3 separate regions of the Homo sapiens genome follow, and regions 2 and 3 are each linked to region 1. A link is an interaction called in ENCODE POLR2A ChIA-PET data of the cell type or tissue named here. Cell type or tissue: CD4-positive, alpha-beta T cell. All regions are shown on one strand. Region 1 has its middle 11 kb from the start of LINC02332. Region 2 has its middle 310 kb from the start of OR4E1. Region 3 has its middle 180 kb from the start of OR4E1.

Region 1 (8,000 bases):
CAAATAATGAGTGCTTTCAAGTGAAGCTGATAATATCGGCACCAGATAATCTGAACATTCAGGAAATTAGCTAAGTGCCCTTGGGGGAAAGAGATGAGTTAATGGCAAACACAAATTCTCTTTTATTGCAGCATGTAGCTAAATTCCCTGGATTGGCTAATAAACATGGTATGGGGATCCCTACTCATAGAATCTTCCTCTCTGGAGTTAGGAGAGTTTTCAGCTTCCTCCTAAGGGTAAAAGTGGCCCAGACCCCTAACTGAACGGCAAGTATACCACATGCAATTACAAGGTATAGAGGCAGCAATGTAGAGGGAGGCCCACAGACCTGGGGAAAATCTGGGCTCTACTCTCACTGGCTGTTTTCAATAAAGCCTCCACTTTCTCAGCAGCAAAATGACTATAACTACATCATAATAATATGAGATAATGGCCAGAATGTAAAAAGTGATCAATAAGTAGTAGCTTTTCTAAAATATTATTATAATTATTATTATTGAGGCTTTGCTTATACTAAGGTTTACACTATCATAAAGGGAAAGGAGAATCGCTTCCTTGGGAAATAAAAGATGTAAGCAACAAAGACCCAAGGAGCCTTTTAGAATGTTGCTCTGGGACCCCAGTGGCTTCCAGCAGATTAGCATCAAGAAGGTTATCTCAAAGACCTTACCCACAGTGGGGGTACAGCAGTGCTTCCAAGATAATCTTTGGATCAGGGACCAGACTCAGCATCCGGCCAAGTAAGTAGAATGAAGCAGGAGAGCAAGGGAGGACGGACAACTATTTCTTCTTTGTCCAAAATGCCAACTTGAACCCAGGTATTTTCCTCTGTGGGCTCCAAAATGGTTTCTTCCACCCATCCCCAGAAAATCCTCCCATCCAGCTCTCGGTGCTCTGCAGACATCATCCTTAGGCTGGGACCTTAGGAACCATGAGGCAGGCAATGAGCGAGTACTCCTGAACCTTCCACAAACATATCCAAGATACTGCTGCCTGGAATTGAGGTTTTTGTTCTAGGGAATTATTGGTTTATTGAAATCATATGAAGTCACAACCTCAGCCCAGGGAATCACAGCAGAATGGAACAGGAGGAGAACTTTTGTATCAGAAGCGAAATTTCAGTGCAAAAGAGCAGAAGGTTTAGGCCTGGCGTGGTGGCTCACGCCTGTAATCCTAGCACTTTGGGAGGCCGAGGCAGGGAGATCACAAGGTCAGGAGATCAAGACCATCCTGGCTAACACAGTGAAACCCTATCTCTACTAAAAATACAAAAATTAGCCGGGCGTGATGGCACGCGCCTGTAGTCTCAGCTACTCGGGAGACTGAGGCAGGAGAATTGTTGAACCCGGGAGGCAGAGATTGCAGTGAGCTGAGATCGCATCATTGCACTCCAGCCTGGGCAACAGAGCAAGACTCCTTCTCAAAAAAACAAAAAAAAAAAAAAAAAAGAAGGTCTAACCCTTAGGAGTGTGATTATCCTGTTCTCCTGCCTTGTGGGGGAGATCAGTGTTTCTCTTATTTAAGTAATAGGTAGGTCCTGTGAGTTTGTGCAATGGTGTCACCTACGGTATGAATACTGGAGGAACAATTGATAAACTCACATTTGGGAAAGGGACCCATGTATTCATTATATCTGGTGAGTCATCCCAGGTGGCACCACGTGCAACCCCATGGGCCAGTGTCACTAATCCTTTCTCTGGAGATATCACTTATTACTATGGTGAGGCTTGCTGTAGATGTTGTAACTAATTTTCTTACAGAGGTCTGGGAAGGGAAAAGCATTACTATCTATCTTGAATATTCATGTTTCTCTAGGTCAAACACATTAAAATTTGACTTTAATCATTCAATGGGTATTGTAAAATGCCTTCTATGTGACTATCACTCTATAAAATGTTAGACTGAGTATGAAGTGTGAGATAGATTCCTGTCCTGTCCTCAAGTGGTATAAAAACTAGACAAAGGTACTGAACTATTGTAAATTAAGCAGCCAGAAAACTATTTTAGTATTGACCAGTTGATGATGTCAATGGACACAATAGAGATTCAGAGGGGATAGGGTGCTGGCTGAGAAGTTGGCCTAGACTGAGAAGTTTCCTGTGGTACAAAGGATTCATTGAGCCCTGAAGGATGGATAAGATCTGTATGGGCAGAGAAAGGAGAGAAGGGAAGTTCTGGGCGTAGGGAACGACAAGAAAGAAGGCATGATCTTGGGAATAATCAAGGCACATGCAAAGTAGCCTAAGTATACATCTGATAATAAAATTGGTTGAAAAGTAGTCAGAGAAGATGTCTTTTTAGGCATGGAAAAAGGAAATACTAGAGCATTCAACAGAATACAGAAATTAGGGCCAGGGCCAGCCATTGGGAAACTGAGAATCCGATTTAGAGATGCAGACTAGAAGTGAAGGTGAGAGCAGCCAGCTATGGTGCCGCAGACCTCCCCTCTCCTTCCTCAGTGGGCTCTGAGAGGGGTCATCCCACACCTTAGAGGAGGAGAAACCTAAGGGATTCTGTAATAGAGACACGGGGCATGGTATGAAAGTATTACCTCCCAGTTGCAATTTGGCAAAGGAACCAGAGTTTCCACTTCTCCCCGTACGTCTGCCCATGCCCACAGTTTCCTGATGCTCACTAAAGCCTCGGTGGGACCCAGAGTGACTGTCACTAATTCTGATTTCTGGGTCCCTAGTGCCCAAACACGGGGGACAGATTTAATGGTAAGGAAGCTTTCAATCACTGCTGTGTCCCTAGGGATCTAAAGCACTAGAGCACATGTGCTTCTGCAGTTCATTTTGAATTTAAAGGACAGCTTAGGATCTAGAATAGCTGAATTTCCACCTCAAAACATTGGTTCCGTCTTGCCAAGCCTACCTTCTGATATCATCAGTGATGGGATGTGTTTTTCTTACTAGGGTAGAATAGGATGTCTCTCCCCAAAGGACTCTGGCAGACAGACCCCTAAACACCTCCAAATTAAAAGCGGCAAAGAGATAAGGTTGAACTAGACGTACATGGGGATAAAAAGTATAAAAGGTACATGGGAATGAAAGGATAAAAAGGCTAAAAAAATTAAGTACCTCTAACTCAGCCCCTGTTGCCATTTCTCAGAGTCTTGTGTTCTGTGGCATTGCGCTTTCTAGACCAACAGTGTCCAATAGAACTTTCTGTGGCAATGGAAATGTCCTGTCAATCTGCACTGTCCCATACAATAGCCACCAGCTACATGTGGCTATTGAGCTCTTGAAATGAAGTTTCCATTTTTAATTGAAAACATTTTATTTCACATTGACTAATTTTTATTTCAACAGCCACATGTAGCTAGAGACTATTATACCAGACAGAGCAGCCTAGATCTTCTCCAGTCTGACACCCACCAGCCCCAGGACTTGAGTGAGTGTTTAACCAGGACTCAAAGTTGGGTTTCTGCCCCACAAGGCCACCCCCTTTCCTCTTTAAAGCCAACCTGCATCTGGTGGCCCCTGATCCCCTGCCTTGAGGATCGGCACTTCCAGACTCCTCTCCCCCTCTGCAGTGCTGTCCAGTACCCCCACTGATGACTAACAATCAGGGGGATGTGTTGGTAGAGCTAATGGCTTTCTGTCTGTCCCTTCCCAGCAAAGGAACTATGCCTTAGGGCCTTCACCCAGAGTGATGTCAGGCTGCCCAAGCATGAGGAGGGAAGTAGGCAGAATCCTCTGGAGCCAAAGCTCTGGATGTCTCTCCCCTCTGACCATGGAGCCCACCCCTGCTCCACTGCTCCAGGGACAGCCCTATGCTGCAGGCAGCTCTGCCCCCACTCAGCATCCCAGGGGCTGATTTCTTTGGTTTTGGATCCAGCTGGATGTCTGCATTGCCGAGGCCACCAGGGCTGGCTCAGCAACTGTCGGGGAATCACCAGGGTCTGAGAAATCTTGTGCGCATGTGAGGGGCTGTGGGAGCAGAGAACCACTGGGTGGGAAATTCTAATCCCCACCCTGCTGGAAACTCTCTGGGTGGCCCCAACATGCTAATCCTCCGGCAAACCTCTGTTTCCTCCTCAAAAGGCAGGAGGTCGGAAAGAATAAACAATGAGAGTCACATTAAAAACACAAAATCCTACGGAAATACTGAAGAATGAGTCTCAGCACTAAGGAAAAGCCTCCAGCAGCTCCTGCTTTCTGAGGGTGAAGGATAGACGCTGTGGCTCTGCATGACTCACTAGCACTCTATCACGGCCATATTCTGGCAGGGTCAGTGGCTCCAACTAACATTTGTTTGGTACTTTACAGTTTATTAAATAGATGTTTATATGGAGAAGCTCTCATTTCTTTCTCAGAAGAGCCTGGCTAGGAAGGTGGATGAGGCACCATATTCATTTTGCAGGTGAAATTCCTGAGATGTAAGGAGCTGCTGTGACTTGCTCAAGGCCTTATATCGAGTAAACGGTAGTGCTGGGGCTTAGACGCAGGTGTTCTGATTTATAGTTCAAAACCTCTATCAATGAGAGAGCAATCTCCTGGTAATGTGATAGATTTCCCAACTTAATGCCAACATACCATAAACCTCCCATTCTGCTAATGCCCAGCCTAAGTTGGGGAGACCACTCCAGATTCCAAGATGTACAGTTTGCTTTGCTGGGCCTTTTTCCCATGCCTGCCTTTACTCTGCCAGAGTTATATTGCTGGGGTTTTGAAGAAGATCCTATTAAATAAAAGAATAAGCAGTATTATTAAGTAGCCCTGCATTTCAGGTTTCCTTGAGTGGCAGGCCAGGCCTGGCCGTGAACGTTCACTGAAATCATGGCCTCTTGGCCAAGATTGATAGCTTGTGCCTGTCCCTGAGTCCCAGTCCATCACGAGCAGCTGGTTTCTAAGATGCTATTTCCCGTATAAAGCATGAGACCGTGACTTGCCAGCCCCACAGAGCCCCGCCCTTGTCCATCACTGGCATCTGGACTCCAGCCTGGGTTGGGGCAAAGAGGGAAATGAGATCATGTCCTAACCCTGATCCTCTTGTCCCACAGATATCCAGAACCCTGACCCTGCCGTGTACCAGCTGAGAGACTCTAAATCCAGTGACAAGTCTGTCTGCCTATTCACCGATTTTGATTCTCAAACAAATGTGTCACAAAGTAAGGATTCTGATGTGTATATCACAGACAAAACTGTGCTAGACATGAGGTCTATGGACTTCAAGAGCAACAGTGCTGTGGCCTGGAGCAACAAATCTGACTTTGCATGTGCAAACGCCTTCAACAACAGCATTATTCCAGAAGACACCTTCTTCCCCAGCCCAGGTAAGGGCAGCTTTGGTGCCTTCGCAGGCTGTTTCCTTGCTTCAGGAATGGCCAGGTTCTGCCCAGAGCTCTGGTCAATGATGTCTAAAACTCCTCTGATTGGTGGTCTCGGCCTTATCCATTGCCACCAAAACCCTCTTTTTACTAAGAAACAGTGAGCCTTGTTCTGGCAGTCCAGAGAATGACACGGGAAAAAAGCAGATGAAGAGAAGGTGGCAGGAGAGGGCACGTGGCCCAGCCTCAGTCTCTCCAACTGAGTTCCTGCCTGCCTGCCTTTGCTCAGACTGTTTGCCCCTTACTGCTCTTCTAGGCCTCATTCTAAGCCCCTTCTCCAAGTTGCCTCTCCTTATTTCTCCCTGTCTGCCAAAAAATCTTTCCCAGCTCACTAAGTCAGTCTCACGCAGTCACTCATTAACCCACCAATCACTGATTGTGCCGGCACATGAATGCACCAGGTGTTGAAGTGGAGGAATTAAAAAGTCAGATGAGGGGTGTGCCCAGAGGAAGCACCATTCTAGTTGGGGGAGCCCATCTGTCAGCTGGGAAAAGTCCAAATAACTTCAGATTGGAATGTGTTTTAACTCAGGGTTGAGAAAACAGCTACCTTCAGGACAAAAGTCAGGGAAGGGCTCTCTGAAGAAATGCTACTTGAAGATACCAGCCCTACCAAGGGCAGGGAGAGGACCCTATAGAGGCCTGGGACAGGAGCTCAATGAGAAAGGAGAAGAGCAGCAGGCATGAGTTGAATGAAGGAGGCAGGGCCGGGTCACAGGGCCTTCTAGGCCATGAGAGGGTAGACAGTATTCTAAGGACGCCAGAAAGCTGTTGATCGGCTTCAAGCAGGGGAGGGACACCTAATTTGCTTTTCTTTTTTTTTTTTTTTTTTTTTTTTTTTTTTGAGATGGAGTTTTGCTCTTGTTGCCCAGGCTGGAGTGCAATGGTGCATCTTGGCTCACTGCAACCTCCGCCTCCCAGGTTCAAGTGATTCTCCTGCCTCAGCCTCCCGAGTAGCTGAGATTACAGGCACCCGCCACCATGCCTGGCTAATTTTTTGTATTTTTAGTAGAGACAGGGTTTCACTATGTTGGCCAGGCTGGTCTCGAACTCCTGACCTCAGGTGATCCACCCGCTTCAGCCTCCCAAAGTGCTGGGATTACAGGCGTGAGCCACCACACCCGGCCTGCTTTTCTTAAAGATCAATCTGAGTGCTGTACGGAGAGTGGGTTGTAAGCCAAGAGTAGAAGCAGAAAGGGAGCAGTTGCAGCAGAGAGATGATGGAGGCCTGGGCAGGGTGGTGGCAGGGAGGTAACCAACACCATTCAGGTTTCAAAGGTAGAACCATGCAGGGATGAGAAAGCAAAGAGGGGATCAAGGAAGGCAGCTGGATTTTGGCCTGAGCAGCTGAGTCAATGATAGTGCCGTTTACTAAGAAGAAACCAAGGAAAAAATTTGGGGTGCAGGGATCAAAACTTTTTGGAACATATGAAAGTACGTGTTTATACTCTTTATGGCCCTTGTCACTATGTATGCCTCGCTGCCTCCATTGGACTCTAGAATGAAGCCAGGCAAGAGCAGGGTCTATGTGTGATGGCACATGTGGCCAGGGTCATGCAACATGTACTTTGTACAAACAGTGTATATTGAGTAAATAGAAATGGTGTCCAGGAGCCGAGGTATCGGTCCTGCCAGGGCCAGGGGCTCTCCCTAGCAGGTGCTCATATGCTGTAAGTTCCCTCCAGATCTCTCCACAAGGAGGCATGGAAAGGCTGTAGTTGTTCACCTGCCCAAGAACTAGGAGGTCTGGGGTGGGAGAGTCAGCCTGCTCTGGATGCTGAAAGAATGTCTGTTTTTCCTTTTAGAAAGTTCCTGTGATGTCAAGCTGGTCGAGAAAAGCTTTGAAACAGGTAAGACAGGGGTCTAGCCTGGGTTTGCACAGGATTGCGGAAGTGATGAACCCGCAATAACCCTGCCTGGATGAGGGAGTGGGAAGAAATTAGTAGATGTGGGAATGAATGATGAGGAATGGAAACAGCGGTTCAAGACCTGCCCAGAGCTGGGTGGGGTCTCTCCTGAATCCCTCTCACCATCTCTGACTTTCCATTCTAAGCACTTTGAGGATGAGTTTCTAGCTTCAATAGACCAAGGACTCTCTCCTAGGCCTCTGTATTCCTTTCAACAGCTCCACTGTCAAGAGAGCCAGAGAGAGCTTCTGGGTGGCCCAGCTGTGAAATTTCTGAGTCCCTTAGGGATAGCCCTAAACGAACCAGATCATCCTGAGGACAGCCAAGAGGTTTTGCCTTCTTTCAAGACAAGCAACAGTACTCACATAGGCTGTGGGCAATGGTCCTGTCTCTCAAGAATCCCCTGCCACTCCTCACACCCACCCTGGGCCCATATTCATTTCCATTTGAGTTGTTCTTATTGAGTCATCCTTCCTGTGGTAGCGGAACTCACTAAGGGGCCCATCTGGACCCGAGGTATTGTGATGATAAATTCTGAGCACCTACCCCATCCCCAGAAGGGCTCAGAAATAAAATAAGAGCCAAGTCTAGTCGGTGTTTCCTGTCTTGAAACACAATACTGTTGGCCCTGGAAGAATGCACAGAATCTGTTTGTAAGGGGATATGCACAGAAGCTGCAAGGGACAGGAGGTGCAGGAGCTGCAGGCCTCCCCCACCCAGCCTGCTCTGCCTTGGGGAAAACCGTGGGTGTGTCCTGCAGG
Region 2 (8,000 bases), 560 kb before region 1:
CCTGTTCCAGCCATTTCATTCCTGTCTGAAGATGTTACATTCCCAGTACATTCTATAGTTATTCTTATTTATTTATTTATTTATTTTTGAGACAGAGTCTCGCTCTGTCGTCCAGGCTGGAGTGCAGTGGCGCGATCTCGGCTCACTGCAAGCTCCGCCTCCCGGGTTCACACCATTCTCCTGCCTCAGCCTCCCCAGTAGCTGGGACTACAGGCGCCCGCCACCACACCCGGCTAATTTTTTTTGTATTTTCTAGTGGAGACGGGACTTCACCGTGTTAGCCAGGATGGTCTGGATCTCCTGACCTCGTGATCCACCCGCCTCGGCCTCCCAAAGTGCTGGAATTACAGGCATGAGCCACCGCGCCCAGCCCATTCTACAGTTATTCTTGAGAACCACAAACAAGAAAGTGGAGAGAACTGGGTTGGTCCAAGACCACCCAGAGAACCATCCTGCATGAAAGGATGTTGAATGTTGTCAGATTCTTTTTCTGCATCTATTGAGATGATCATGTAATTTTTATCCCTCATTGTGTTATGTAGTGTGTCACATTCATTCATTTTTATATGTTAAAACATCCTTGCATCCCAGGGATAACTTCCACTTGGTTATTGTATGTGATCCTATTAGTGAGCTATTGAATTTGGTTTGCTAGTATTTCACTGAGGATTTTTGCATCTATGTTCATCGGGAATATTGGTCTGTATACCTTCTTGTAGTGTCTTTGTCTGGCTTTGATATCAGGGTAATAATGGCTTCATAAAATAAGTTTAGAGGTATTCCCCTTTGAATTTTTTGGAAGAATTTAAGAAGGATTAGAGTTAATTCTTCTTTAAATGGTTGATAGAACTCACTAATGAAGCTGTCAGGTCTTTTGTCTTCTTTGTTAGGAGGTTTTGGATTACTGAATCAATTTCCTTACCAGTTATAAATCTGTTTAGATTTTTTTATTTCTTCATGATTCAGTCTTGGTAGGTTATATGTTTGTATAAATTTATGCATTTCTTCTAGGTTTTCCAATTTGTTGGTGTATAATTGTTTGTAATAGTCTCTTAAGATTCTTCTTATTTCTGTGGCATCCATTGTAATGTCTTCTCTTACATTTTTGGTTTATTTGAATCTTCTCTCTTCTTTTTCAGTCTAATTAAAAGATTGTCAATTTAGCTTATGTTTTCAAAACTTAGTTTTGCTTATTTTTATGTTATTTTCTACTCTATGTTTTATTTATTTCTGCTCTAATATTTATTATTTCCTTCTTTCTACTAAATTTGGACTTCACTTGTTCTTTTTTTCTAGTTCTTTGAGATGTAAAGTTATGTTTTTTGTTTGAGATCTTCCTTTTGAATTCAGGTATTTATTTCTATAAACTTCCCTATTAGTACAGCTTTTGCTCACTCTATAAATTTTGATATGTTGTGTTTTTGTGTTTGTATCTCAAAACATTTTCTAATGTGCCTTTTGATTTCTTTGACCAATTTGTTGCTCAAGAATATGATGTTTAATTTCCATATATTTTGGAATTTTCTAGTTTTGCATCTGCTATTTATTTCTAGTGTTATTCCATTCTCATTAGAAAAAATACGTGGTATGATTTCACTTTCTTAAATTTGTTGAGACTTGTTTTGCGGCTGGGCATGGTGGCTCCCACCTGTAATCTCAGCACTTTAGGAGGCTGAGGTGGGAATGCTTGAGGCCAAGAGTTTGAGACCAGTCTGGGTAACAGTGAGACTCCTTCTACACAAAAAATAGAAATATTGACCTAGTGGGGTAGTGTGCAGATACCTGTAGTCTCAGCTACTCAGGAGGCTGAGATGGGATGATCACTTGAGTCCAGGAGTTTGAGGCTGCAGTGAGTCATGATGCTGTCATTGCACTCCAGCTTGGACAACACAGTGACATCCTGCCTCAAAAAATGAAACAACGAAAACTGCCCTCTTTGTTTTCAGTGACCCTATGCATCGGGAATACACTGGGTCCTATCAGTGCTCCTTGACAGGTGTGATGGAAGCCAGTCTCTCAGGCAGCCTGTGGCAAAGCTAGAATGTTGGATGTAATGTCCAAGTCTTTCCCTCCCCAGGGAGAGGCTGAAACTGGGGCTTTCCTCTTATTTATGGGACACAGTACAGGGGGTAGGAAAATGTCAGAAACCCTCCTGTCATCTTTGATGTGGTTGGTTGCTTGCTCATTCAAGGTACTGGAGACTCTGAACTAGTTACTGGATTTTTCACAAGTGAATTGATTTATTTATTGCTATTGAATTGGTGTGTCCATCGGGGAAAAGAGGGTCCAGGGATTTCTTTTTTGCCATCTTTCTGATGTTACACCTTTCACGGACAGAATTCTTCCTGTTCTCATGGGCTTCTTTATTTGCCCTTCACCAGAACTGACCTCCTCTTGGGCATCTAGTTGAATGTGGTTTTCACTGTGGGCATGGTGGTCCTGCCTGAGTGCCAGCAGGCCACCCTGCAATGAGAGCTCCATCATACACTTTAAACTTTCCTTGATATTTCTTTTAGCTGTGCCTCTTAAGCAGTAGAAGGCTGGATATGAAAACCATTCAGATAATTTCTATATCTTAATAGAAAAATTTAGCCTTTTAAACTTATATATGCATGCATTTATGGCTACAACTAATATTTTTGAGTTATCTTACATGGCATAGTGACATTTGACATTGTAGAACACTTCCTTCCTGGAATGCTTTCTTTATTGGTTTTTAGAAATCCCACTCTTTTTTCCCTCTGCTTCAGTATTGTCAGTTGTTCCTTCTCAGTCTTTTTTGCTGTTTTTTCCCCACATTTAACTAATCTTTAAACATTGGCAAGCCTTAGAAATTTATCCTTGAAAATCTTTTTCCTCTATAAATACTTTATTCACAGCTGGTTTTATTCAGTCTCTTGGCTTTAAATCCCATTTAAATATCCAAACTTATAACTGAATCCCAGATAACTCATCTGGATTCTGGATTTGAGTATCAAATAATCTATTTGACATCTTCTTTTTGACATCCTCCACTTAATATATCTGAAAATAGTCTACTGAATTTGACCTCTATACTCACTAAGCCTTCCTTACATCCCACTCGCTTCTTGTGAACATTTCTTCATTTTGGTAAAAGACAACTCCATTTACCAAATCTTCTAATCCCCTTAGCCAAAAACTTTGAAATCATCATTGTCTTATCACTTTTCTCACATCCCCACTTGATCCACTAGGAATTCCTATCAGCCATTTCTTCAAAATATCCCCATAATCAACCAGTTCTCATGACCTTTACTGCTACCACTCTGATCCAAGCCACAGTAATCTCTTGCCTAGTTGATTGAAAGAAACCTAACTGAACTTCTTTCTTTTGCCATTGTTCCTCTTCTGTCTGTTCTCCATGCAGCAGGAGAAGCAATCTCTTTAAAACATAATTCAGATAATTTCATTTCTGTGCTCACAACTATGAAATGTCTTACCATCTCACTCAAAGGAAAACCAAATGCTTTACTATAATATACAAGTCCATTTAGCTCCCTGCCATATCTTTGACATTTGACATCAGCTACCACCTTCCTACTTACTCCCACTCTCCAGCCTCAATGCACTTATTGTTGCTCTAACATACCAATTATTTTCCTGCCTCAAGGTCTTTGCAGCTGCTCATTTCTCTGCCTTGTGTACTAGTACTCCAGGTAACCACATGGCTTATTTCTACACTTTATTCCACCAAATAGCCATGCACAAAATATTTACTGCAGATTATTTTTGTAATAGTGAAAATTAAAACACAAGATGTTTCTCAGAGAATGGCTACAGAAACTGTAATAAATCTTTACTATGGAATATTAGGAAGCAAACATGTTAACATCAATAGGTTATCAGGACATATAATTGGGTACCAAACACATTGCAAACTGCTGTGTGCTTGAAAGTTATAGTCAGACAAAAATTTAAACTGTATAAATATTGAGTATGTATTCATCCACGTGTTCTGCAATAATTTTAAATTAATAATAAAAAAATAGGCTCCAATTTCTTTCTACATCTTTGTAGAAATAGGCTCCAACTCCAATTTCTTTCTACATCTTTGTCCATTTGCTCTTCTTTCATTTTCATTTAGTAAGGGCCTCTATTCAACTCACAAGCTTATTTAGCTTCTTGATTGCATTCTGTTTTATCTTTTCTAGGAACAGACAACAATGATCATATTCTTAAATCTTTGTCTAACCATCCTTTGTTTTAAGAAATGGCTCCTTATTTCTGGGTTCATTTTGTACTTTTTGAGGTGTTACTTGATATATATGAAAACACACACATGTGCATGTTTGTCTTTCCCACTAAACTGCAATGTCTTGTGAGTAGAGAAAATGTCTTACTAATTTTTTAATTTCGTAAGACCTAGCACAAGATCTAGCTTACAGTAGACCTCAATAAATTACTAAAGACTTACTTTGAAATAAATTGGAGAAATCACATTAAACCTTGAGGAAGCAATTTGATAAAATATTTTAATATGGTAATCTCTTGTACATGGAATTTGGAGGAAGAAACCAGTTTCCTTTTTTTAAAAAAAAAAAATCACCATAAGCCTGACAGTTTTTTTGCTCTTGACAATCTGGGTGGTTCCTCAGGAAAGAATTGGGATGAAGGCTCTGGGACTCCACAGATGAGTTAGTGGGCCTGATGGTTTCAGACCACTAGGAGGCTCTCTAGGCTTTACTCTAAATGAGGAAATTTTCCCTCAAGTTCTGAGATAGCTGACTCAGCGAAAAACTGAGAGTTAGCATCAGTTAGCAAAGCATCTGAACTAGTCATATATGAAACGGACAGGGGGAGTCTCCATTTATTCATCTGCAAAGATGTTCTGTGGCTGTGATGGGTGTCACAGAGACGGTCTCCCAAGAAGACTGATCTTAGAAATCAACAAGGGAAATGATAAAGCTGGAAGCCTTACAGCTTTAATTTTTATGACTAAAACTTCTAAAATATGAGTCTCCATTCTGACTTTGAAATTATTTCAATAATTTCCACCTTCTTTTATACCTCCTTTGAAACTAGAAAAACAAGAAAAAGGAAATGAGAAGAAATGAGAAAAAAATAATGAAAATATTCAGAGAGAGGATAAAAGAGAGTAAAAGAAATAAGAGGTTGGGGGAAAAAAAGATGACACATTTAACTGAATTTCAAAATGTGGTCTATGCCTCATATAGTTTCTGTGTTGCAAGGTTAAAAAGTTCTAGAGATCTGATGCACGACAATGTGAAGATACTTACCACTACTGAATTGTACATGTTAAAATAGTCAAGATGGTAAATTTAATGTTATGTGTTTTTTTACCACAATAAAAAATGTGACCTCTACCTCTTGTTCACAGAGCAGAATTGACCAGGTGGGGCTGCAAAGTGAATGGAGAAGTGTTGGATAGAAGAAGAGAGATGGAAATAAGCTGGGGTGGCCATCATATACACGTGCTATTTCTCTATCAACCAAAGTCTCACTGGAGACATTTTATATGTTCATGATGACTATATGTCCTATGTTAACAGAATTCTCTTAATTTAATTGTATTGTATTTACTCCTTTAAGGGTGATTAAATAAACGATGCATTCGATGAGATATTCTTTCTTTGTGAGAGCTTTCTTATAAATAAAATCACAATCACTTTTCAAATCACATGTCCTGATTTTTTGGCTAAGGAAATTGGGCCACTGACCCTGATAATTTTTTCAGGCTGTACTTGATCCAGATGAGGCTCCCATTTGTCTCTGAGATATCTTTTCCCTTTCTTCACTCCCCTCCTGACTTGTCCGATTACTGGGTACTTTAAGTGGAGGCAATCCTGAGAGCATAAAAACCTAGACATTTCTGTGTCTCTAGTCAGCAGTGCGGCACTCAGCAGGGTACTGACGTCAGCAATTACGCCCGTACACTGCAGGAAAACTAGAGGAAAATCTCTTTGCTCCCTGATCTCATTGTATTCCACCTCATTTAAGTAACAGCATATCTCTTACTTTTTTCTCAGCTATTTGGAGGCCAGAGGAGAGACTTTCTCAAGAGAATTAGTTTTCTTTTTTAGAAAAAAATATATCTGCCGGAGACGCTATCTCCATGACCCATAGTTTTCTGCTCTTAATCCCGGAGCTTCTGTCTACTTGACCCCAGATTTATATCTGACCCCAAAATGGGACACCTCACTTGAGCTCTCTCAACACAGCTTGACTGGGAGCTGGAGAAAATCTTTGGTTAAGGACCAGGGATTGGGGACTCTTTCAATCTACCATTTTTCTAGAATTTCCGTCTTTCTGAGCCAAATGATTGTTCCTTTTTTTATGGCCTTCTTTTCTTTTCTTTTTTCTTTTTTTTTTTTTAAAGTGTATAGAACTAAAATCCCAAAGGGCCATTTCCTGTGTGGGGAAGGTCAGAATCAATGATGGTGGACGGAAAATAAAATAACTTGATCTGGCAATGTTTAAACATTTCACTAAAATATCTGTGTAGAAATTTAAATTTCTATGAAGTGTAATCGATCAATATTTTTTCTTATGTTTTTTGACTGTTATGCTTAGAAAATCCATCACCATTCTAAATTTATTTTAAAAATTTTTTATTTTACTTAAAATATTAAATGTTACGTCCTTTGAACTTTATTTGATAACAGGTATTAAGGTAGGCATCCTAACTTATCTGTTAACTTCCAAATGATTGTTAGGATTGCACATTTTCCCCCATTTTAACTAAGTTTCCAAATGTATTTGTATATTTGAACTTTGTATTCTACTTCATTAAGCCCTATATGTGGATTTTAAAAATAACATTCTATTGCAATTAGTATAGCATCACACTTTTACTGAGGAGGAAATTCTCATTCTCTGAATTTGAAGGCTTCCTGAAGCCTGAGTTAGCTGCAGTATTGTATTTGGCCTCTAGAGAGAGATGTTACACAAATTGAATTTGATAGCCAAAAACAACCTGATCTTTTTGAAGAATAGCTTTTGGCTATACATGCCGGGTAAACTCATCCACCTCTCTGTCAGAGTGTCTATGTGGCTGAATCGTTTCCAGAAAAGACCTCCAGAAAATAGCTTCCTGTTTCTCCACAGGTCAGACATGAAGCCCACCCTCATCTCAGTGCTTGTGATAATATTTATACTCAGTAAGTAAAGCCTCTTTTTGTTCTATTTTTCTATGGTATTCTGATTTAGAATAACTTTAATGAATATTATCCCCAGTCTGTAAGACTTTTCCTGATCCAGAATTGGTGTTATAGGAGGAACAAGAGCCCAGAGAGTGACTCAGCCCGAGAAGCTCCTCTCTGTCTTTAAAGGGGCCCCAGTGGAGCTGAAGTGCAACTATTCCTATTCTGGGAGTCCTGAACTCTTCTGGTATGTCCAGTACTCCAGACAACGCCTCCAGTTACTCTTGAGACACATCTCTAGAGAGAGCATCAAAGGCTTCACTGCTGACCTTAACAAAGGCGAGACATCTTTCCACCTGAAGAAACCATTTGCTCAAGAGGAAGACTCAGCCATGTATTACTGTGCTCTAAGTGGCACAGTAGCTGGTTTTGCAAGGAAGCAGAACACAAACCCTTTAAATACAGGAAATATTTCTTTGCAAACTCTCTGTATGGCCACAGCAGGGCATTCTTTCTCCAGAAATTAATATTGAGTTTATCTCGTAGATATTATATCATCAGTCATCAGTTAGCTATAGATTAACCTCATAATTTTGTCCAAAAAATTCTCATTATTTACCCTGCTTAAATTAAATTTAAAAATAGTAAATGTATTTATTTTGTCTAGTAGTACTGGAAACATACTTTCGAAATAAAAACTATATTGCACTGCATAAAAAGTATTCTTTTCTTTGTTCAGAGGTACTGTCCAGGCTTCCATGGTGCAGTCCTACCTCTTCAACTCCTCTGCTGCCCCACGTGATCCCCACATGTGGTTGTCACCACATACCTGAGCATAGTTCCTCAAAGTGCTCTGCTGTTTCATGGCTTATGATTGTT
Region 3 (8,000 bases), 690 kb before region 1:
TGATGCGCCTGCCTCGGCCTCCCAGAGTGCTGGGATTACCCATGAGCCACCATGCCTGGGCTAAATTTTCCCTTTTTTAACTTTGTGGTACATAATCAAAGAGCTACTTTAACGTCTTTTTCTATTACTTCTAGCATTTTAGTCATCTTGACCTTTCATCTGTTGATCTTTTACTTAAATATTAGTCCACTTTTCTGATCCTTTGTATGTCCAATAATTTTGAAATGCATATTAAACATTTTAAATATTAAGGGTGTAGACTCTGTTTTCTTCTTCTCCTTCTCATCCTTATTCTTCTTTACAAAGCATTCCTCTGAAGAATTTTGATGCTTTTGCTTTAGCAGGAAATCAACCTAGTTTGGTTCATACTGTAAATTTTCTCTTCCCTTTTGTGGAATTTGGTAGCTCAAAATCTCAGTTCAGTTCTCTAATCATTTGCAATGTTGGTTTGGATTTATCCAAGTCATGTGTAGCTTAGGGATTAGTGTGAAACCTGTTTGGGTGGCTCAAATATCAGGTCAGCCCTGAGCTCTCTGCTACATTGGTTTTTTTGTCCTGCATTGGTGCCACTCAGGAGGTAGTCTGAGACTGAAATAGTGGTTCAAATATCAGTTGAATAACCCAAGCTTTGTTGATCTGGTTTGAGTCAGTCCCAGGTACATGGAGCTTTGGGATTAGCCTGAGACTTGAGCTGTTTTCCATTTCTTCCTTGGGGTCTGTCTTTTCTAGCCTGGTCCACAGAGGCAGAAAGATTGTGTCTCTTTCTGCACAATCTTTTGGTCTCCTGCACAATCTTCCGCACCTCTTTTGGTCTCCTATACCATTGTTATTGCCACCCTACCATACACCAGGGGCCTTTCTAAGGGCAAAGACAAGAGAGAAAAACAGGAAAAAATATGAAATAAAAGGCTTGCACAAGTTGCTTCTCCAACGTTTGATTTTGTCTGCTTTGAGTAATTTCAGAGGCCACAGATAGTTATTTTTTTGTGTGTTTTGTTCAGTTTTCACTTGTAACCTGTAGGAGAGATGGGCTGTAGGCGTCTTAAAGCTGTCTCCTATTTTACTATGTTCCTGCATTAACTTATGGTCTACCATAATATGCATCAAGAATTGCTATTTGATATTTTCTTTTCCCACTTTTATTTTTTATTACTTCTTTCAGTCAATCTTATTCATTTTTTATATATGTACTTTTTTTTTTGTCATTAGGATTATAAGAATCATCTAATTACGGTCTTGATTCTTTGGATCTTTTTTCTCCAAACTCACGAAAGTCTTTCTTTGATGCTAGAAAATGAGCCTGTGCACTTGTTTTTAATATGAGCTTAAAGAACTATTTTCCCCAAAATATAAAATCTTCTGGATTCTGAACAATATCTGAACCCAAGAGCATAATAAGGTGTGATACGACTATCCAAAGACTATGCTTTTCCAGTACCTAAAGCAGAGCTATTTTATTTTCAATTTTCTGCTCTCTCTGTGTTTTTCATTTCTGAATTTTCACTTATTTTAAATGGACCATGCATTTTGTGATTTATTTATTTATTTATTTATTTATTTATTTTTTTGAGATGAAGTCTTGCTCTGTCGCTCGGGCTGGAGTGTAGTGGTGCGATCTCGGCTCACTGTAACCTCTGCACCCCAGGTTCAAGCAATTCTCTTGCTTCAGTCTCCCTATACTAGCTGGGATTACAGACATGCACTACCACGCCCAGCTAATTTTTGTATTTTTAGTAGAGATGGGATTTTGCCAAGTTGGTCAGGCTGGTCTGGAACTCCTGACCTTGGGTGATGCACCTGCCTCGGCCTCCTAAAGTGCTGGGATTACAGGTGTGAGCCACTGCGTCCAGCCTGGACCATGCATTTTGGTATTTTGGGGTGTGTTTGGAGACTATTCAATCTCCCTGACAATCAATGTATTTCTTCAAATGCTGTCAACATCCTCCGATGAGAGCATTCTATTTCTGATCCTATTCCTCTTCAACTATGAGATGTTGCCTCTAAATCAATAGAGAATTGAGAAATTCCTTTGCATTCTTTTAGTGCAGAGCAAAAGGCAGTATTCCAAGGCATCATACAATCCTGTCTTTTTCACTTTGAACACACTGGGATTTGCAAACACCCAGCAACTTTGAGAGACATTAAAATCATCACCAGCCTGAAAGTCAGCAGAAATTGCTCCTCATAGTTTATTTTGACTATGTTTTTCCTGCCCTGACTTTAAACTTCACTGTGATCCCATCTACTTTTGTCTTATGGAAACATGGATAAATCTATTCTTTCCAGATGATCTTTGTTTTTACTCTTTTGGATTTTGGTTTGTTCTCATTTATATTTCTATTTTTTTAGTTAGGAAGAAATTTGGTAGATATGGGATGTGAGTATATAGCATTAGGAATCTAAAGTCCACACTCAAAGTCTATGTATTTACAAAATGTCAGCCATACTCTTTCTACACAAAAAACAATCTGTACAGGCAGTAACAAATGAATCAAGAACCCAAGGAGAGAACTGGCCACATGCTCCTGGAATCAAAGAAAATAAGTATTCTGACTCTGTAAAAGATTCTCATTGGCCACAGAGAACCTGTCGAATTTCTCCTTTCTCTTGTTTTCAGAGATTGCTTGTTTGGTGTTGGTGTATTTCCTTCAGCCCTAGAGGTTTCTGTAGTTGCGTTTACCTTAGCTCTAGGGGCAAAGCCTTTCCATCCTGTGTTACACCTTGTCATTAGTCATATAGAGGCACTACTCCCATTTTAAGGGTCCCGTCTTTTACTCTATGGCCGCACAAGCATCTTCCAAGGGAAATATCTCTATCATCCTCCACCACCAACAAGGCAACTCTGAACCATCAAAAACTCATCCCGAAGCAGCTAGTCTGCGTCCAACGATTCTCAGAAACACAGCTTAATTCTGATATATTTTTAAAACCTGATTTCTCAATGAGGTAACGTATTACTCTATTTTTACATGACATCTTATTGCTAATGGACTATAGGCCTAAAACACCGTCATAGACTTGGGCAGGAAGAAACACATGGTGTGGATGTTTTGATACATCTCAGAAATTAGGAGAAACACACTAATGAGCTCTCTCTGCTAAACTGGTTCTGCACTTGGCCTCCAGAGGGCGATGCTGCACACACTGGAGCTTTTGTTTCTGTTGAAGATCAATCCACTGCTCAGTTTCTTCTTCCTGCAGCTGGTTGAGTTCTTTCCAGACAAAGACAAGTGACAAGAATTAGAGGTTTAAAAAGCAACCAGATTCATCTCAGCAGCTTTTGTAGTTTTAAATAAGCAAGGAGTTTCTCCAGCGAAACTTCCTCACACCTCTTGGTCTTGGTCTCTTCAGACACTTTCCTTCCTGTTCTCTGGAGATCTTGCAGAAAAGAGCCTGCAGTGTTTCCCTTGTTCAGCCATGCTCCTGGAGCTTATCCCACTGCTGGGGATACATTTTGTCCTGAGTGAGTAAAATTTCTTTATGGTCTCTAGTTCCACAGGTTCTGACTAGAAATGCTTGCTTTTTATACTGAGTCTGCACTGCTTTCACTGATAGTACATTGTTTTTCCAGGAACTGCCAGAGCCCAGTCAGTGACCCAGCCTGACATCCACATCACTGTCTCTGAAGGAGCCTCACTGGAGTTGAGATGTAACTATTCCTATGGGGCAACACCTTATCTCTTCTGGTATGTCCAGTCCCCCGGCCAAGGCCTCCAGCTGCTCCTGAAGTACTTTTCAGGAGACACTCTGGTTCAAGGCATTAAAGGCTTTGAGGCTGAATTTAAGAGGAGTCAATCTTCCTTCAATCTGAGGAAACCCTCTGTGCATTGGAGTGATGCTGCTGAGTACTTCTGTGCTGTGGGTGCCACAGTGCCTGGGTCTGCAGGGGGAGCTGAACACAAACTGCCTATGCTAGAGAAGTTTTCAGAGTTTCAGTATATCTCCCTGTGGTGTTTTCAAAGATCTCCTTTTTTATGATGGCGAATGAGGCAAAGAGGGCTAAGCCGACCCAGGCATTTCTATGTAATTCTGCAGTTCCTGTTATGCTCCATGTCCTGATAAATTTTGTTTCAGAAGCTTTTTGCTCATTGTAGAAACTATATAATAGGAAATAGTATTCTTGAATGATGGAAGAGATAGTATTCTTATAACAATCAAGTCCTCCATGACTTACCTTGATGTTGTCTGCATTAGGGGGTTGACCATGTGAGCTGTGACATGGCCTCAGAGAAAATTGGTTTTCATTTATAATTTCATCTGTCATCTAATCTGGAAAATAGAAGATGATTTTCTCATGTTTTTACCTTGCAAATTTGTTTTCAAGTTGGTCATTCATAGGTTATTTTTTTTAGAGTTTCTTTTTTTGCCTCTAACTGTGGTATTTATGTGTCTAAATATTTTGTCTGAGTTTAAATAACTCTATTTAGGAAGAACTGTGAGAAGTTATTAGTCAACAATAAAAGAGTCATTAGAATCATGAAGGACTTAGAAAAATGTCAGGTGATGTTAGTTCCGACAACTATTTAAGAATAGTGCAGAAGAAAAATGAAGATTAAAAATTCATCAGTGTTTCTCCAAATACTTTTTCACCGTGAGAAAAGTAGTTTCCTATTCTTTTAGTCTCAGAAATGCTGCAAATCTGTATCAGAAATTTGTGGCTATAATCCCTTTCATTTTTCTTCTAGCTACTGGCATTTCTATTCATTGCTTTCGCCCTGTTGTTATATGATTTCAGCTATTGGAATATTAAAGATGGATTCTTATAACATTTTGATAATCAATCATGTGATAAGTTTAGCAATGCCAAACTGTGCTGGAAACACTGATAAGAATTACAATGCATGGTAGAGAGTCACTGGACCCAGTATAAATTTATGACTTTCTTTTGTCTAGGATGGAAAGAACTGTTGAAGAAGCTTTTATACTTCTTGTTTGCTTGAAGCCTTGGAGGGTAGCAAGTAGTCTGGAGAAAAAGGAGAAGGAGGATGAATCTTTCCAGCTGCTACTTGGCTCACGCTATAATGTATTAGAGGGTAGGTACGTAGGAACCCTCAAATATAGAGAGAATAAGAAAATTGTGGCCAATGGTACACGTTAGCCAAATGGTGAACCAGCAGATCAGCAGTAGTTTTTAGGACCTAGTGAGATGATTATATGGGATAGATGTATTTCAATGATTGCTGGATGGGTATAAGGAAGGTAAATGGAACATTATAGATGTAAAATTATGAATAAGATATGTACTCGTGTAATGTCCCCTGCCTCAGTCCCTCCATTCTTTTCTATTTCTAAAGCACACTGTCTTCTACCTTTGATAAGATGGCTAACTTCAGGTGACTCACTGTTATCAGCTCAGCCACATTGCCCACAGGGACTGTGATGGGCACTTTATGCGAATCTTAAAGGAGGTAGGAACATAGAATTGTTTTGTTGTTGTATGTGTTTCAAATGTATGTAGAAAGTTGTATATAGAAGTCGAATAGTCCAAGGGGTGGATTGATTTATTGACTCTCAGCTCCAAATTCACCCCTTGCCTCTTCCGTGAATGTGGATCTGTACCCTTCAACTATGTTCCTTGCCAGTTGGCATAACGTTATGCTTTGCCAGTAGAGGATCAGGGAGAAAAGATTTTGATTTTTGCTTTCTGTGTGCACATGCCACAGGTTCCTGCAGCATGAGAGGCTTCTCCAGCGTCCGGCTCCTGCAGTGCACCCACACCAGGTTCCTGCGCTGTACAGTGGCCAGCAGTGTCCTCCAGCACTTCCATTTTTGCGTGGTACTGCAGAACAGAGCCTGCAGTGAGACACCTTCCTGTATCCAGCTTTCCCCATATTCATCCCTAGATTCATGAATCGGCACCCTAGATTATGGTTTTCTGGTAAGTATGAGAGGGTGAATTTCTCTGTAGAAAATTCACAGCACAACAGTGACTTCTGTGTCATCTAGTGAGACACAGTTGTGCCTTTCCCAATAAGATCTGGGTCTCACCCCTGGGGGGTGGGTCTAGGGGTCCCTTCTTGGGGTGTTGTACCCAGCCCTAGGAGTAGGGACTGCACCTTATATCTGCTATTCCTACAGGAATAGGAATAGCAGAGTTTTCTTTTCTTTGTATTACCTATTTCCTTGTTACTCTAAATCCTGTTATAATTAATAATTTTTTATATTAATATTAAATTTTCCTATAATTATAAAAAGCATTTTCTGTTCAAATTATTATATGGTCTATCTTTCCTGATTGGACCAGATTTATACATGCACCAAGGATCTCAAGCCACTGAAGAGCATCTCCCCACCCAGTCACCTGACAAATCTAGTTGCTTGCTTGTTTTATTTATTGCTCATTTGTTTTATTTATTTATGGTTTATTATTTTACTTATTTATTGTTTTACTTATATGATTACAAGAAACTTTATGCAATAAAGAATTACATTAAGAAGAATTTGGAAATATGTTTTTATATTAATGAAATTAATTTTGATTTTTCACATTTTGTGCATGTTTGACACAAAATTTTATTATACCATTGAGGCAAATTATAATTCCTTTTAAATGTATTTTAGCTTACAACACAAATTGTCTTTCATTCACTAATGAGACTGTGTCTGAAGATTTTAAATTCCAAGTCATTTTTCATTCATCTAACTCTGTTAATTATCCTTATTTTTGATTTCTTTAAAATGGAGGGAAAAGACCATGATAACTTTAAAACAATCTGAAGACAGAATACTTCTAACACCCAGAAAGTTTTTGTGTGTGCCTTTCCAGTCAACCCACCTTCTGGAGGCAACAGATGTTCATATTTCTAGTATTACAGAGACTTTAACCGTTTTAAAACTTCGAATCAATGGGATTATTCAGTAGGAACTCTCTTCTGCCTGGTTTCTTTCACTCGTCATGTTCTGGAGGTTAATCCGTGTTCATTACCGTAATTGTTGAGAAGTTTCCTATTATATGAATAAAGCACAATTTATTTATTCATTTGGCTGTGCACACCATTGGCTGATTACAGAATCTTTTAGGGATTAAAGCTTTGGTAGCATTCTTTTTTTTTTAATTAGATTCAGGGGTTACATGAGCAAGTTTGTTACATGGGTTCACTGCGTGATGTTGAGGTTTGGGCTTCTAATGATCTTGTAGTGAACGTAGTAACCTATAGATAGTTTTGCAACACTTTACCCTCCCCCCATCTCCTCCCTTTTGGAATCCCCAGTGCTTATTGTTCTCATCTTTGTGTCCTTGTGTACTCAATGTTTAACTCCCACTTATAAGTGAGAACATTGTGTATTTGGTTTTCTGTTTCTGTGTTAATTCCCTTAGGATAATGGCCTCCAGCTTCATCCATGTTGCTGCAAAGGACATGATCTCATGCTTTTTATGGCTGTGTAGTATTTTGTGGTGTACATTTACCACATTTTCTTCATCCAGTCCACCACTGGTTGGAATTTGGTAGCATTCTTGGTGCAAGGTATAGGCTGTCCTAGATTTTTATATGCCGTTCAGGCAATGGTAGGGTGTGTCTCTGAAGTTCTATAGTTGAAATCCATATCTTAAATACTTTTATTTAAAAACCAATTCCTAAATTTCATTATGCTATTTAACATGTCACTAATTTTTCTAATAAAAACCCAATATCTGATATTTCCTGTGCTACTTATAAAAGCTTCAGGTATCATTCAAGCTGTGGGTAGCTGAACTGTAGTTTCCTCTGTTGTGGCCTTACGTGTTGATAACAACAGTAGCTGACCGCCTTGGAGTTTGCTTTCTTGACTAAGTGAATTGACTCTCCTTAGAGTTGAGACTTAAGTTAACCAGCTCATGCTTGATATTCTGTGGTTTCTGTTGAAAAGATTTAATGTAAATTATATAACCTAGCACTTTAGTATATTTATTCTTACTTGGTAACATATATATATATATATATATAAAATGAACAATATTTTGATAAGTGTTCCTGCAAATCCTGAAGATCTATAAGTCATGTAATTATAATCCTTGCTCA

Evidence for each region. ChIA-PET counts read pairs that join two places held together with the same protein. Peaks named below come from ENCODE experiments on the same cell type or tissue, not always from the same donor. Only the 100,000 strongest peaks of a DNase experiment are listed, where the experiment ranks them.
Region 2: POLR2A ChIA-PET joins it to region 1 with 10 read pairs; 6 of 35 experiments call an interaction of 5 or more read pairs at or near these places.
Region 3: POLR2A ChIA-PET joins it to region 1 with 10 read pairs; 6 of 35 experiments call an interaction of 5 or more read pairs at or near these places.

Annotation. Positions count from the first base shown.
Region 1 is chr14:22,542,501-22,550,500 of GRCh38, forward strand. It overlaps TRA, TRAJ3, TRAJ2, TRAJ1 and TRAC. Among named protein-coding and RNA genes, the nearest start is that of LINC02332, 11 kb to the right of the region's middle. RefSeq lists enhancers at 7,767-7,906, 7,997-8,000. In CD4-positive, alpha-beta T cell, no CTCF peak of the experiment used is centred here; DNase peaks (open chromatin) are centred at 3,921, 6,071, 7,031, 7,721 and 4 weaker places; H3K4me3 peaks cover 7,709 bases; H3K27ac peaks cover 7,810 bases.
Region 2 is chr14:21,983,403-21,991,402 of GRCh38, forward strand. It overlaps TRA and TRAV16. Among named protein-coding and RNA genes, the nearest start is that of OR4E1, 310 kb to the left of the region's middle. In CD4-positive, alpha-beta T cell, CTCF peaks have their summits at 4,721 (motif pointing right), 6,891 and 7,092; DNase peaks (open chromatin) are centred at 4,719, 6,909 and 7,919; H3K4me3 peaks cover 840 bases.
Region 3 is chr14:21,849,141-21,857,140 of GRCh38, forward strand. It overlaps TRA and TRAV8-3. Among named protein-coding and RNA genes, the nearest start is that of OR4E1, 180 kb to the left of the region's middle. In CD4-positive, alpha-beta T cell, a CTCF peak has its summit at 3,128 (motif pointing right); DNase peaks (open chromatin) are centred at 3,131 and 3,881; H3K4me3 peaks cover 7,499 bases.